Regions from separate parts of the Homo sapiens genome. Here region 1 is linked to region 2. A link is a contact called in ENCODE Hi-C data. All regions are on one chromosome and are shown on one strand. The core of a region is the stretch at or near the end of the contact, and the rest is flanking DNA. Distances in the headings are between cores, read along the strand shown.

The links. Hi-C counts contacts between places; a loop is a spot of excess contacts on that map. Pooled maps may share reads with other maps.
Region 1: a loop to region 2 is called in a map of naive thymus-derived CD4-positive, alpha-beta T cell, with 9 times the contacts of the local background. The contact joins the enhancer-like site here to the promoter of NUF2 in region 2. A Hi-C loop is called at or near these places in 2 of 168 maps with a recorded cell type or tissue (Right ventricle myocardium inferior and naive thymus-derived CD4-positive, alpha-beta T cell), 2 of 37 single-sample maps with no recorded cell type and 8 of 50 pooled maps.

The regions. Positions count from the first base shown.
Region 1 is chr1:165,595,992-165,599,988 of GRCh38, forward strand. It overlaps the pseudogene TRK-CTT13-1. Among named protein-coding and RNA genes, the nearest start is that of LRRC52-AS1, 16 kb to the left of the region's middle. RefSeq lists a silencer at 192-399. Within about 2 kb of position 2,085, at least 30 of the 41 ENCODE cell types and tissues checked have a DNase peak (open chromatin) inside an H3K27ac peak, as active enhancers do.
Region 2 is chr1:163,319,867-163,323,794 of GRCh38, forward strand. It overlaps NUF2 (NUF2 component of NDC80 kinetochore complex), which reads left to right and starts at 2,088. Exons shown (of 14, transcript NM_145697.3): 1 at 2,088-2,346. LOC127814295 (a long non-coding RNA gene) reads right to left here and starts at 1,869. Exons shown (of 5, transcript NR_182654.1): 1 at 1,756-1,869. It also overlaps a transcript of RGS5 not described here. RefSeq lists enhancers at 1,828-2,037, 2,078-2,307.

The sequences.
Region 1 (3,997 bases), core at 835-3,334, 2.3 Mb after region 2:
GTTGAATCATATGAAACTGCAAATATTTGACTCTTTTTGACCCAAAAACCCCCAAATTCTGGCAATTCAAGCTATACATTTCATTAACAACATTGGCACTAAAAATTTAAAGAGAGTATTAGGAATCCCTACAAAAGGTTGCAGAAATAAAATTTTTAAAAAATATATTTCTCAAATTACAAAGTCAACAGGAAATTATTTTGTTCAATGTTTTCTATTTTTAGATGTATAATTTTTTTCAGTGACATACCTATAGCCTCTTTTAATCTGAATACCACAGGATATAATCAGTGATAACTAAGAAGAATTTTTTTTTTTTTTTTTTTTTTTTGAGACAGGGCCTCACTCTGTAGCCCAGGCTGGAGTGCAGTGGCAGGCACAATCTCGGGTCACTGCAACCTCCACCTTCTGGATTCAAGTGATTCATGTCTCAGCCTCCCTGGTAGCTGGGATAACAGGCGTGTGCCACCACGCCCAGCTAATTTTTGTATTTTTTGGTAGAGATGGGGTTTCACCTGAAGTAAGAACTTCAGTAATAAATTTGGCAATGCCTAAAATAATAGTAATACACTTCATGTTTGTTTATTGTTTATATTTCAAAGTAGCTTTAAATGAAATGACTCTATTAAGCCATTTCTCCAAATCCTTTGTGTGAAAATGAGACAAAGATGGAAGAAAGAGAGAGAAAGAAAGAAGGAAAGATGGACTAATTTTAATTATCGAAATTTAGACACCCAAATGAGCATTGTCTTTCAAAGGACTCCCTATAGCTACATATCTAATTCCAAGTGACGCTGCCACACTGATCAGAACGTTCATGGAATTCCTCTTTGGAATCACTTTCCAAGTTACATAAGAAAACCAGTACATTCTTTAACAGTCATATTTTTTTCTTTTTCTTTTTAAATTCCAAAACGGGGTGTCTAGCTAGATCAGTTGGTAGAGCATAAGACTCTTAATCTCAGGGTCATGGGTTTGAGCCCTACGTTGGGCGCTGTGTTTCCCAGCATTTTGGGAGGCCGAGATGGGCAGATCACTTGAACTCAGGAATTCGAGACCAGCCTGGCCAACATGGCAAAACCCCGTCTCCACAAAAAAATACTAATATGAGCCAGGTGTGGTGGCGCATGCCTGTAGTCCCAGCTACTTGGGAGGCTGAGGTGGGAGGATCACTTGAGCCTAGGAGGTGGAGGCTGCAGTGAGCTGAGAGCGCCACTGCACTCCGGCCTGGGTGACAGAGTGAGACCTTGTCTCAAAAAAAGAAAGAAAGAAAGAAAAGAAAAGAAAATGGCACCAACCAGCTTATTGATCTACTTAGTTCCAGATGCTTTTTGACTATTTGCTAAAATGTGTACATACATGCATACATAAAAATAAAATAAAAACGACTCGGGAAAGGAAAATATTTTTACACTGAGGATACCCAAGAATGCCGGGTACATTCTCCCACTTTCCCTTTTTGTCTGCTTATTACCCACTTCCTCCAGCAGTACCCTCCACCTTCTGACAGAAAACCAGGTCTCTTCTCTGTAAACCAAGGTGGTTCGAAATGAGATGGTGGGAATGTCCCTTACAACGGCCAGCCCCAATCCCACCGGGAGTAACTTCGACATATTCCTTTACTCTTTCTGCTTCTTTTAACATATCTGAAAATGGAAAGTAGGTAAACTGCACCTACTTCCTCAGAAGGTGGAAGGGATTCGTGGTGTAATCTCTCTACGTGGGCGGAAACACACTGTAAGCACCCAAATAACAAAATGTAAATGTCTAGCAAGTATATAAAAAAACATCAGGAAAGGTTTTTTGTTTGTTTTTGTTTTGTTTTGTTTTTGTTTTTGTTTTTCATATAAAAGGCCAAAAGTAGGGAAGTGACAGAAAGGCTGATTGCCGACCTTTTCAGAGCTTACTTATTTTAAACAATTACACTGACTCATAAAATAAAAGTATTTCTTGTGCCCCGGTCAAAAGCAAGTGGATTTTTACTTTAAGGGTGAATAATAAGAATGCTTTGGGGATGACGAATAAAAGGGCTTCCCCCGGCTAGCCGAGGCGGAGCCATCGGGGATATACCATCTCTCCTCGTCGATCTGGAAGGCTTTCTGAAGGAACTGGGGTTTGTGTCCCTGGCACGCCCGGGACCTGCGTGGGGCTCAGCGCGCTGCCAGGCGACCTCAGCAGCCCAGAGCTTCAACGGTTGCTGTGGCAACAGGCCGCCCAGAGCAGCAGTCAAAGTCCCTGCGTGAGCGACTGCACTTCCCAAGCGCGGAGAGTCTGCCCAATGAGTTCCGCCCTCTCTAGCGCGCTTTCTGTGATCCACCAATCAGGCTCTGCCACGCCCGAGCTGAGTGGTCAGCTTGCCTGGGAGGGCGGGGTTAGGGTGCAGAAACAGGACGGAGAAGGGGGCTGTATTTCCCCTGGCGTGTGAAATGGATGTTAGTGACTAAAGCTCAATTTTCCAGTTAAGGGAGGAGCCGAGACTTTTAAGTCGAGTGTTCCTGTGGGGCCAAAAGGATGGTTTCAGAGAAATCCCAGGAAGTGAGAGTGCTGGGATATGCGAGGGGCCCACGGAGCCCTCCCCTGCGTGTCTGAGATCACACCCTGCGGGTACCCTGCCGTCGTGTGCTGAAGGAGGTGACTGGATCTCGACTCCAGAGTTTGCTCCTGAGATCGAAAAACAAAACAACCCAATAATAGTAATGACAGCCCTGGGTGGGGACAGTTGCAGCAGGTCTCATGAGAAACTCACTAATTTTGTAGGTTCAGGGAAGGCGTGGGCATGTTGGTGAAGTAAGGTTCTGAGTGGAAGAAGAAAATGCTGCTTCTGGGGAAGAGAATACCGTCAGAAGGAAGGAAAGAAAGGAGGGAGTGGGAGGGGAGGGGAAATCAAGGGAGAGGAGAAGAGGGGAGGAGGGAAGGTGAGGTGAGGTGATTGGTATTCTGCCAATCCCATTCTGCACACTAGTGAGACCTAGCAAGGACTAGAGTTTCAGGGGGAAAATACGAGAATAATGAAAGATAACAGAGAGGAAAGAAAAAAGAAATAATTGAAAAGTTTGAAAGAAGAAAGACAACAGCTGAACCAATGGAGGTGAAAATAGAAGGAAATGAAAATTCTGCAAGCTTTTGTTTCATGGATAAAAGGACTGTATTTTCTGGTCCATTATCAGGATACAAGATGGAAAAAAAAGCTATTGAACTTGTGGAGAAAGTGGCTGGTTTAAATTAGTCCTGTCCCTGAAAATCCAAGCTGCGTGTTTGTCAGTCTTATGGCTGATTTAACTCATAGGCCCAGGAGAGAAAGGATAGAAGGAAGCCTGAATGACCAGCAAAGAATCTGCATCCAATCAACACTCAGAGCATGTATGCTACATTCTTCAGAAACCTTCAGGAGTCATAGACTGTGGTCAGTTCTTCGTCAGAATTATTTTAGATTTACTTCAGTTGTTTTTTCATCAAATGCACATAAAACATGGAATTGTTCTTAGCTGTGCAGACCTTGTCTATTTTCTGAAAGGAAAAACAATGTTAATTTTTAAAGCCCTACATACATTACATCTTTGTACTTTTCAAATCATTGTGTCACCCCCTTCCCTTCTCTTTTGAAGGTGCCTGGCTGAATCTCTCCTATTCTCACAATGGCTTTGCCTCCATTCTGCTGAAGTCGCTTCCCATTGCTCACATTATTATACTGTTTTTACTTCACTTCCAAGCTTGTTTCTGACTACACAAAGGGTGCTGTAATTCTGAGTTCCCTATATATAGAGTTGCTTTTCCAGGAACATTATTAATAAAAGGAAAGGTCTTCCTTTTCCATTATGGAGATATACCCATGTTACGTTGTGCTTTGATGATCTGGGCTCTGACTTATAAAACCAGTGTTACTATAATTTTCACATCTTTGAGCAGCTCTGCCCAGTCAGTTCCCCATAGGTCCCTCGGGAGTTTTTCTTGTTTTATTTTTGAATCTTAGCTGGAATCTATCTTCATTAGGAGTCTA
Region 2 (3,928 bases), core at 838-3,337:
TAATGTCTAGGTTGAGAATTCTGATGTTCCACCTTCTACCTTACACTGACCAGTATCAGGCAACTAAAAGTTTTAAAAAGTCAGATTTAACCTTCTAATTAAGGTAATTTGAATAAACACTCATTTTTTAAATAAATAATTTACTTCTAATATAACTCAATTTATCACATCAATAGTAATATTAACCCCCAAATAAACAATATTTATTGTTGATATAACAAAATGGTTGTCTTGCTCTTTTCTTCCTTTGCCTCATTTTTCTCTTTCTCCATGGTCCATTCTAATCTTGGCTTTCACATAAATCGCTTGGTTTTTTTTCTAGATTCTCAACGACAATTTAGACATTTGTTGAGCACTTGCCACTTGCAAGGTATTTTCCTAGGGACCATGTATAAATAATAATAGTCAAAATAACAGCTAATACTTTTCAAGTACTCACAATTTTGCCAGGCACTTAATTAAGCACTCTACAGGAACTAATTCACTTAATCTTCATGATACCGTATAAAGCAGATAGAACTGTCACCCTATTTTAAAGATGCAGAAACGAGCTCAGTTAGGTTAAATAGCTCGCCTAAGTCCACCTAGGTAGTAAATGGTGTGATCAGGGATTTCAATCCAACTCCCTTTGACCGTAGAGATGTGCTCTCAGTCACTACGCTATGGTTCCCTTCCCTGCCTCTAAGGACATATAATTTGGTGGAAATTATGCATGTATCAGTAATCAATTTGATTTGGCAAGTGTCAATGAGACAGGTCTCTTTTTTCTGCTTTCCTCACTGACTCTAATATTTTTTTAAAATCTATTTTCTTAATGTCCTTTTGGGTCTTACTAGATTCCGACTTTGAGACTTACATCAGTAAATAGACATTGAAAGGAAAGACAAAAGCCCTGAACTAATGATATGAAATGTATTTTTATTTAGAATTGGTATAGACTTCACTATCAATAGGTTTAGTTCTTCAGGACAGGACAAAGCAGCGGAATTTGTGTCTACATTCAATACAACCTTTCTAGCACTTTTTTCACATAATTCAGTTCAGGTTCCCCATCCAACACACGACTGTCACCAGATGATGCTCTACTCTGTGACCAGATACAAGTCCTATTACGTCTTCTCCTGTCCCAAACCTCAATAAAACTTAATGGCTTTCTCCCCTGACAACCAGGCCTGCCATGGCTTCCTAACTTGTGTTAAATGCAGTGTTTCCACTCTTGCCAAAACAAACAAACAAAATACCATGTAAAAAAATACAGATTTCAGGGCCCCTTATCTGAAGAATGCAACTCACTCAGGAATGTGCAAATTTGGGGAACAGTTCAGAGGTGAAAAGCACTGATCGAAGAGGGAGAAGCTAAAATCAGGAGACCTGGTTTCTACTTTACAGTCCCACTTACTGTATAACTTCTAACAAATCACTTCTCTCTGAGTCCAGTTTTCATATCGGTGAAAGCGAGAGGATTTGACCAGATGAACTGTTATGTTCCTTCCACCTCTTGAAGTCGTGCTTATGAGCACAGAGTCAGAGGATGTGTGTTCATATCCCAGCTATGCTACTTGTGAACTACTGTGCGCAGAGAACTGCATTCTCTGATTCAGAGCCCTCACCTGAGGGGATGATAGTATCTCTCCACTATCCCTTTTCTCCCCTTTAATGAAGTCTAAATGAGATGATGCTTATAAGCATCTAACAAAACCCGGCACATAATCAATGTTCAACAAGTTATTATTACTCTGGAATTCTATAAATTACCTCTGTACTTCCTCCCTTGTCACCCTGAACTTAGTGAAGTTTCCTTCACTTGGTTTTGCTCTTCAACTCGGACCCCGAAAACGCTCTAAACGCTGGCGGAAGTCACGCAGAGATGGGCTAGACGCTCAACCCCGGTCTCTTCCCCGAAACCGCGGTGCTCCCACTTCCTGCAGTCCGAGGTTCCGACTCGACGCCAGCTCCGCGAGCAATGGTTCCGCCCTGCGCCCTGCCCCTTCCATGACAACTCCAGTCCCACCTGCCTGGCGTCTCTTGAGCCCAACCGGCATCCGTCGCGGTTGGACGTGGGCTTGGCGGAATGGGGCGGGACTTCCAGTAGGAGGCGGCAAGTTTGAAAAGTGATGACGGTTGACGTTTGCTGATTTTTGACTTTGCTTGTAGCTGCTCCCCGAACTCGCCGTCTTCCTGTCGGCGGCCGGCACTGTAGGTGAGCGCGAGAGGACGGAGGAAGGAAGCCTGCAGACAGACGCCTTCTCCATCCCAAGGCGCGGGCAGGTGCCGGGACGCTGGGCCTGGCGGTGTTTTCGTCGTGCTCAGCGGTGGGAGGAGGCGGAAGAAACCAGAGCCTGGGAGGTGAGGGGCGGGCCCGTCGTTACTTTTTATTTGATGTTAGTCCCAGAAACAACCAGAGCTCAGTTCCTACTAAACTAACGGGTGTTTTCTGGTGCAGCATAGACCGAAGAAGACGAGCTTGAGCTGAAATTGTTCAAGTTAGGCATACATTTATGTGTGATTTTTGGAAAGGCGGTGGTAATGTGGTTTATTTGGCTGCAGATGCTTGTCAGCTTTTTACACATCTCCGTTGCCAAACGTTTCTTAACCAAATCCAAAACCATGAATGAAAAGGTAAAAATATCACACCTAATCCAAAATTCAAAGGAAAAGAGCAGCGCATATATAGCACTACGCATGCATAACGCCATCATTGTTCCTTTTAAAAGTTCAAGGAACGTTTTACTTAATTCATTGAAGTTGGGAGCCATTTCTGTTTATTTTTGTTTAATCTCTGCCTCGTGGAACTGTGATGTCCACAAATAGTTTATTTTAACAAAACGAAGTGTGTAAAATTTAACAGAGTACTTTTAGTACCTACTCACTCTGCTCAGCATCGTGGTGCTGCAAATAAATGAGAAACCAGATGAGTAATTATAGGTTAATCTTTGCTACTCGTTAGACAGAGTATTACTGCATATATATTAAGTCATTTATATACTTTATCCCACCTAGGAGCTCAAACTATGTAGTTGGAAAGTGTCTTCATCTCTCGTTAATGAATAAATTGTAACTGAAATTGTACTTCGAAAGAATGATAGAATTTGGATATTGGAGGAGGTTCCAAAAGGAAATACTGGAAGTTTGGGAAAGTTAGGAGACTAACTTGGAGCAGAAATTTCATTCAATTATTAAAGGGTTTAGAAGCCTAGCAGAAAAATTTGAATTTGATGTGGTGGGTAAGGTGAGTAATTGAAGTATTTTCATACAAATATTATATGATGCGTTAAGTGTTTTTATAAGGATTAATCTGATAGCAGAGTGCCAAACATTAGAGAAGAGAGGAACAAGTGATAATAATTATGAAGATACTTTACACCTACGCTTTCTATTGCAATACTCTCTAATTCAGATGCAGCTTTTTTGGAAAAGTGACTTTTTCTGAAGTCTTTCTTTGGTCCAGTCCTTTTATGAACAGTTTTTAAGGCTGTGACTTAGATGAAAATGTAGAATGCATATTTATGCTGAAGGGAACATCTAATATGTGATGCATCAGAATCTGGATTCCAAAAGATCCCAGCTCTGTGGCCTGGCAAGGTGGCTTATGCTTGTATCCCAGCACTTTGGGAGGTTGAGGTGGGAGGATCACTTGAGCCCAGAAGTTCAAGACCAGACTGGGCAACATAGTGAGACCCTATCTCCACACACACACAAATTAACAGGGCGTGGTAGTGTGTGCCTGCTGTCGTCCTGGCTACTTGAGAGGCTGAGGCAGGAGGATAGCTTGAGCCTGGGAGGTCGAGGCTGCAGTGAGCTGTGATTGTGCCACACTGCACTCCAGCCTGGATGACAAACTGAGACCCTGCCTCAAAGAAAAAAAAATAGACAAAACGTCCTAGCTCTAAAAGGAAAGCTTGCAATCATGAAATTTAATAGTAGAAAG